3 separate regions of the Mus musculus genome follow, and regions 1 and 2 are each linked to region 3. Evidence: chromatin loops called from intact Hi-C (ENCODE). Cell type or tissue: gastrocnemius. All regions are shown on one strand.

Region 1 (2,500 bases), 380 kb after region 3:
TGCGGCGGAGGAGTGGAGACCAGGCCGGGGGCGGCGTCCAGGCTGGGGAGCACTCTCCAGCAGGCTTGACGGGAGTGCAGACGGCATCCGGGGCCCGGGTGGCAGAGGGGGCCCGGGTAACGGCAAGGGGCCCGCAGCAGCAGCAGCAGCAGCGGCGGCGGCAGCGCCCACCGCACCGCCTGGAGCCTCTGGACTGGGGCTGCGGCTGCGCGACCCCAAGGCGTCCAGAAGCAGCCTCCGCCGCTGCTGCAGCAGCTCCTGACGCTGCTGTCTCCTCCTGTGCAGCAGCTGCTGCCACAGCTCCCGCCCCGTGCCCGGGCGTCTCCAACAGCGGAACCTCCCCGGGCCGCGGCTCCACCCCAAAGTGGGCGTGGCTATCCCCCGCCGGGCTAGGCGAGCCGACCGCCAGCGAGGCCACAGAAGCCAAGCGCGCACACGGCGATCTCGGGCCGCCCTCCGCCGGCTCCCCGCCGCTGACTGGGTGCTCACTTTAATGCTGCGGGGAGCCCGGGAGCCCGGGGGCGCCTCGCTCCCCGTTCCCTCCCCATCCCGTCAGGACTCTTGGCCTGGGGTCCTCCGCCCGGACCGCCCGGCTTTGTGTGGTGGCCCCGTCACCGCCACAGCCTGAGGCACGTCACAAATCCGAGGAGCGGCCGACAGGACAGTCCTGGTCCCGGGCTCTTGGCGGATCCGGGTCGGATGCAACGCGCCCGCCCGCAGGGCTGCGGATAGACCGGCCGGGGCAAGTCCCTAAGCTCTTCGGATGTCCCCAACTCGGAGAGGGTTTATGTTTGTTTTAACTGCCGGACTCCTCTTTCCATCGGAATGCCTACTCTGGGTTCTAAAAGAGGATCTCAGCTGATTTTCCACTTGCTGCTACTTTATTTTGGTGTCTAAAGGCTGATCAGAACTCCAGGGAGCGCCCGACTCCGCTCTGCTCCGCTCTAAGGCCAGCGGTGCCCAGAAGTTCAAAGGACTCTGGGCGGGGCTTGGAGGGCGGAGCCAGGACTACCCTGGCTAGAAGGCAAGTATCGTGACCCCACCCTCGGTGAAACTGGAGCTGTCAATCCTGCCTGGGAATTGAGGATGTAGCTAAAACCACAGCCAACACTGAAAAAAAAATCCCCAGGGCCTGTACTTAAGTCACTTGTTGTGAGGTCCATTCCGAAAACGTTCGAGAATGATTTCAGGCAAGCTTTTCAGTAGTTCGAAACTGACCGCTTTCTACTTCTCCGGGAGGTCCTTCCACTCCCTGCCCCTTGCTGCCGGGAAATTTACAGCTTCAAGTTTCAGTACAGAACTAAGGTTTTCGGGTCTATCAGAGCACAGGCTCCTGACGCCCATTACCAGGGCCGGTCCCTATCAAAACTTCAGCTCCTCCGTGTGATCGAAATGAAGCCCCCTTCCTCCCTGGAAGGCAAGATTCCCTGCCCCTGTGTGCAGAACCTGAGGTTCTGCAGAACTAGGTTTCACGGAGGCGGTGGGGCAGGGGGATGGGGTGGGGAGAGGGTTGGGGAAGGCAGAAAGAGTGAAAGACTGACTTGGGTATCCTGAGAATGCGTTTTCAATTTACCTAGTCAGAGTGTTAGTGGGAGATACCCCTGGGGCCAGAGGGAACAGCAGGATTGACAGAAAGGGGAAGGGTAGACTGATAGAAACAAAGAAACCCCATCTTTTCTTCCCATTCTTTTGTCAACCACGGTTGCAAATACTGGAGGACTGGCTGCAGAGAGCATTAGCTCTTGTCTGTTTGACTCTATCATCAGTTTGAGTGTGGGCACGGGAGGGCACAGAGTTCGTGCCTCAGATACAAAGCAAGTGTTCCTCCAGGCGCCTGACCGCGTCTCAGCTCTTTGCTAGCAGAGCCAAGATCCTCATCTTCTAATGACCAGCATTAGGAAGAGAGAGTGGAAACCTATAGGAAAAAGAACAAACGAAAAAGTCACAGAGCTGTGACTGCATTAATAACATCTGGTGAGATAAAAGGCAAGTAGCAAGTGGGGTTTGTTGCATGTGGTGGTGCACGCCTGCTGTCATAGTATTTGGAAACTAAAGGCAGGGGGATTAAAAAGAATTCAAGGCCAGCCTGGGATACATAGCAAGATCCTTTTTTTTTTTTTTTAAAGAAAAGTAATGTTATTTATTTATTTAATTTACATAATCTTGTATCTCACAGACAAATTCAGGATTAACTTTAGTCAAGACCACTCTGATGCCAGCTTACCAAAGCTGCTAGCCAACATCGTGGTGGTCTCCCAATGATTTTACTGCTCCACATGAAGAGGAACAGCTTTGACCCCAACAGTCTTATTAGTGTTTCTAAGAAAGACAATGAAGTTCATGGAGGAAGTATGGGGGGTTGGGGGGCAGGTTGGTATTTTGTTTGAGACAGGTCTCACTATGTTGCTCTGTCTGGCCTGGAACTCACCGTGTAGACCAAGCATCCTGAGTGCTGATACAAACGGCGTGCACCTCCACAATGAGCAGAAGTGTGCATCTT
Region 2 (2,500 bases), 64 kb after region 3:
GGCCCCACGCCCATGGATGGAGAGAAAACCAGAGCTGAGGTAGCTCCCCAGAACTCAGGCCAGTGTACACTCGGAGCGGCTGAGGCGAAGCTGACGAACCTCAAAGGCTTCGTGGGAGAGCCTGTGAACAGACCAGAGAGTGAGGTCACTGCATGAGCTGAGAAGGAAACGGTGGTTGGCGGAGGGCTGCCCTACCACAGCCGGCCAGCCTACCACAGCTGCCCTCTGGGTAGATAGATACTAGCTGATTTAGTCTCTAAAAGCTGGAGTCCACTGTACATGTACAGTTCAATGCCTTGGGGTGTGGGGGCTCCCCTTGTTAAAATGTGAATGGTCACATTCATTTGTGGGATCGTCATGAATGATGAATGGGATTTTTTTTTTCTTTTTTCCTTTTCTTTTTCTTTTTCTTCTTTGTCTTTCCTTTTCATTTAGGCCTCTAGCTGGGACCACACCCTGCCACCTGAGACACAGAGGCCAACGGTGAGGAAAGCAGGCGGAATGGAAATGCCCCTTTAACCATCCAAGAACCAGAGAAAAGCCACAGGCTCCAGGAAGGTTCAAAGGGCAGAGGGAGGGCCTGGTGAACTCGAAGTCTCCAAACAGTAGCTTGGACATGCCCATTGGGGCAGGGCAAAGACAGCATCCCGCACAGGGACTTCTTTGGCATTTATGTTGGACAGTCACCCCGAGCTCTCTGACTACAGGCCTGGAAAGTCTCTACAGTTAGTACTGAGAAGAGTGGGAGCTCGGTGAGATTCCACGGTGGGGGGATCCAGGCAGGGAGACTGGGCCTGCAGTTAGAGCTGCTTGTCTTTCTGGATCAGGAACTCAGAAATCAGATACTGGCTTGACCTGCCTTCAAAGTAGGATTGACCGTAGGTATGTTGGGATGGTTGGGCATTTCCTGAAAATAACGTTTTCCCTACCCTACTCACTGATCCCTAGCATTCCTTTAACAGGGAGCCAAGACTTGCGTTACAGAGCAAATTTAAAGTGGCTCGGGAAGAGAAACTCTAGACAGAGGAAGAGGAAGTGTGTGTGTGTTGGGGGGGGGGGGGGCTCGAGCACACGCGCGCATGCCCTTCTTGTACGGTGGTCATGTTTTGCTCATGCCCATGCGCATGAGGGAATAAATCAGCTTCCTCTATCACAAAAAGCAGCAGAATTATTCCCAACTGGCTTTAGGTTTCCCAGATTTAGGCAGCAGAAGAAAGCAAAGCCGCCCCCTCCCCCCTCCCCAGACAACATTATGAAACCAGAGAGCTGCTCCAAAGGCTTCAATTCTTCTTATTTTTTTACGTTGGTAGTTCTCTGCCTTTCTGATATGTAGTGCTGCCTCCTGCTGGCCATGTTGCGGTATAGCGGCTGAAAGGCACGGGGGTGAGGGGTGGGGGACTCTGACCCCCTACCTAGGAAGCCTATGGCGGGAACATCGCTTAAGAAACAGGATAAGACTCTCAAAAAAAAAAAAAAAAAAAAAAAAAAACAACAACAACAACAACAAAAAACCTCTGGGTGTCTTTTGGCTTTGAATTTAAACAGGGATATCTATGTCTTGAGCTCTAGTTTAGCAAATTAGGTTCCAGGGCCTTGAATGTTCAAAGAACAATGGCTGCCAGCTCCACCCACCTCCTGGATTCCAGGTTCCCGGGCAATCTTCTGCAGTTCTCTCCGGTGAGGCTGCGGCCTCCAGGGCGTGGTGAGAGTCTCCATTGTCTTGTTCCCTACCACTCCTAGAATCTCTCCAAAGGAGATTTCCCTACAGTTGCTAAGCAAAGCAGTGCCAGTTTCTGTAGATAGGGCCCAGCAGAGATTAGAATTTATGTAGCTGCACTTGGATGGTCAAATATCTCAAAAAAGATACCTTCAAGTTGCCTGATGCTATGCTAGAGTATTAACAAAAGCCACCAAAAGCCGGGCGGTGGTGGCGCATGCCTTTAATCCCAGCACTTGGGAGGCAGAGGCAGGCAGATTTCTGAGTTCGAGGCCAGCCTGGTCTACAAAGCGAGTTCCGGGACAGCCAGAGCTACACAGAGAAACCCTGTCTCGAAAAAAAAAAAAAAAAGTCACCAAACATATTTATTGCCTTTTTATTTTAATTTGTGTGTGTGTGTACATGTGCCATTACAAATGTTTGTGAGCCACCATGTGGTTGCTGGAAATTGAACTCAGGACCTCTGAAAGCCACTCTTAGCCCCAGCCCAATGTCTAGGCTTTTTTTTTTTTTTTTTAAAGAATAAAAGATGGTGTCTTGATATGTGGCCCAAACTGTTCTCAAAGTTCCAGCAGTCCTCCTGCCTCAGCATCCTGAATGCTAGGATTACAGGTGTGCACCACCATGCCCTGCTAACCAAGCATTTTAGAGACACTGATAAAATTTATACTGGTTTCAGCTGTATAGTTCCAATTCACGAGAATGAAGGTAGGTGGGTCTAGAGAGATGGCTTGATAGTTAAGAGGACTGGCTGCTCTTTGTAGAGGATCTGGGTTAGATTTC
Region 3 (2,500 bases):
ACATGAATTCCTGATGAAGAATGGAGCTAGTGACTAAAAATAATGTAAGTCATAGACTATTTGGGGCTTGATTCTGACCCGTCCAGCAGGTCCAGTTATTCAAGGGTCTCGAGGGGACCTCCTCCTAAGAACCAAATGGGGGGTAGAGAGAGACGAGGGTCTTGTACGAGTAACGACACGGAAACCGTTCTGAAGTTGTATCAAGACCCCCAAAATGTATTAGCCAGGCCCAAGGTTTAAATACACAAGCAAAAGGGGAAGTGCCTTTCAGCAGGAAGGATGGGGCAGTAGAATTGCACAAGGAAACGGGGAAGTACAGATACTTATCAGCGGGAGGGATGGGGCAATACAAGCAAAAGGAGAAATATTTATCAGTGGGAGGGGGGCAATAGAATTGCACATTCTTAGGCAGTTACACCGGGAAGCAGGAACTTGGCGGTATCAGGGTATCTTGAGGTCAGGACATCCGGCGCTGACTTAGGGCTGGAACAATCTGTGGTTGTTCTCAGAGCGGTGTGTCGGTGGCCCGCTTTTGACCCTCTTTTCTTCTTGGGGGGAGAGGCCCAATTCAGAGATCAGGACAATAGCGTTGCCTTAATGGCTCCCAACAGATTCTTGGTGAGGCAACCAATACATCTTTGATTTTGTTTTGCTGGGTTTTAGTGTTGGAGGTGAGGTCTCACCAGGTAGCCCTGGAGTTCAAAGGGGCTGTAACTTCACAGGGACCTTCTGGTGCCTACATCCTAAATGCTGAAGGTCTTTGCCACCAAGCCGTTGAGGTAAAATGGGGCAGAGGCTATAGCTCAGTGGTAGAGCACCTGCCTAACACACACACACACACACAAACACACACACACACACACACACACAAACACATACACACACACACACACGCGCGCACACACACACACATACATACACACACACACACACACACACACACACAGGCCTGTACGCATGCGTAGACTGAGTCTAATCCCAAAACTGAAGACAGGAAATGGATTTGTGGAGGAAGGCATGAGATCACTAAAGGCTACTTATGTGAAACAATTGGGAACTCAGTATGAAGAGGAGACATGGAGATTGTTCACCTGCTATCTACTCATCTAGATAACTAAGGCAAGATGGACAGGACCCTCCTGCAAGAGAAACGAAACAAAGAACAGATTCTGGAAACGGTAGCACTTCAGGATTGATACAGTGACAAATGACCAGGAGACACCAAAGATAATGTACAGAAAGCATCCTAGGTGGGGACTGAAGCAACATCACCACAACAGGCTTTGGAGAGCATGTACTGAGCGTGCATAGGCACACACCTTAGCAGGGGTAGCTTCCGAACAGAACTCAGTGTGTTCAATGTACCAATTCCAAATGTGCACGTAGATATGAAGCAGTACCAGCAGAGGGTGCTAGAGAGGCCCAGCAAGGGAAAGTTGTTCCCTGGTTCTGATAGATGTTTGGGGCTATTGCACCCTCCAGCTGATGTAGCATGGGTGGCTTTTCTAGCACTCACAGCCTCAGGATTCCTCCAGTTCATGGGGCCACCAACACCCCTGCTGCTGCAATCCTATAGGATGCTTTTGTTTTGTTTTGTTTTGTTTTGTTTGAGAAAGGATTTCTGGGGAAAAGTAGCTCTCTGGCTGGTGTGGGACTCAGTATGGAGACAAACTCCCTGAGATCTATAACCGCCAGCGGCCACGGGTTACTGGGTTCCTGAAAGGAAAGCTGGGGTTGGATGGGAAAGACGGCGAGAGAAATAACGAGCCAAGACAAAGTTCTCTGATCAAGGCTCAGTGTTTAATTCTAAGGTCGGATTTGAAAGGGGGAAAACCCATCCCCCACTTTGCCAGGATCTAGTCAGGAAGACAAGCTGAGCTGCTCAGCAGGTAGTGGCAGGATGCTGCAGAGGTGACAGGACAATAGACTTCACCTAGATCAGAAGACTCCACCCTATGTGAGCTGGCCAACTGGCAGACAAGGTCTGAGCCAGCCTGCTCAAGGATGGGGGAACAGCACAGTTCCTCCTTTTTTATTTATTAAAAATTAGCTGGACTGGGGCATAAAATTTGCTTATTATTGGTTTTTATTTAATATATTATTATTATTATTATTATTTTCCAACTGGGAATTATGGTGGGTGGTGGTCTGTGCCTAGGTTCAATCTTACCTGTCCTGGAGGCCATGTATAGCTTGGTTGTGTTTATTTGCACAAACACGACCTTCTAGTGTTTATTTTGAACAAACACGGCCTCTTGGCACATGCCTCTGTCTCAGGTTGATAAAAGAGTCATAGAATCATCAGTTGCCCGTCTTTGACTGCCAGCCCTCATAGCACACCATTTTCCCATTCACACCAAAGCCGCAATATGCACTCAATGCATCTCTTCATAGATGAATAACTTCCATGACTGAGCCTTGCTGAAGGTGAACCTGTATGAAGGTAACTGATCTGCTTGAAATACAAAGTCAAAGGTTGCTTTTAAGCAACAGGATGAAG

What was found. Peaks named below come from ENCODE experiments on the same cell type or tissue, not always from the same donor. Only the 100,000 strongest peaks of a DNase experiment are listed, where the experiment ranks them.
Region 1: it touches region 3 in a loop (3-fold over the local background); 2 of 42 quality-filtered maps call a loop at or near these places.
Region 2: a loop joins it to region 3, with 2.8 times the contacts of the local background. A loop is called at or near these places in 22 of 42 quality-filtered maps.

What each region holds. Positions count from the first base shown.
Region 1 is chr17:87,280,698-87,283,197 of GRCm38, reverse strand. It overlaps Ttc7 (tetratricopeptide repeat domain 7), which reads right to left and starts at 312. Exons shown (of 20, transcript NM_028639.3): 1 at 1-312. It overlaps 4833418N02Rik (RIKEN cDNA 4833418N02 gene), which reads left to right and starts at 384. Exons shown (of 5, transcript NR_015506.3): 1 at 384-1,024; 2 at 2,436-2,500. In gastrocnemius, no CTCF peak of the experiment used is centred here; DNase peaks (open chromatin) are centred at 361 and 999; H3K4me3 peaks cover 2,085 bases; H3K27ac peaks cover 1,945 bases.
Region 2 is chr17:87,600,942-87,603,441 of GRCm38, reverse strand. It overlaps Gm46609 (predicted gene, 46609), which reads left to right. Exons shown (of 3, transcript NR_169183.1): 3 at 436-1,159. Among named protein-coding and RNA genes, the nearest start is that of Gm46609, 11 kb to the left of the region's middle. In gastrocnemius, a CTCF peak has its summit at 1,349 (motif pointing left); a DNase peak (open chromatin) is centred at 1,351; H3K4me3 peaks cover 702 bases; H3K27ac peaks cover 1,402 bases.
Region 3 is chr17:87,664,526-87,667,025 of GRCm38, reverse strand. No RefSeq gene overlaps it. Among named protein-coding and RNA genes, the nearest start is that of Msh2, 6.8 kb to the left of the region's middle. In gastrocnemius, a CTCF peak has its summit at 1,401 (motif pointing right); a DNase peak (open chromatin) is centred at 1,406.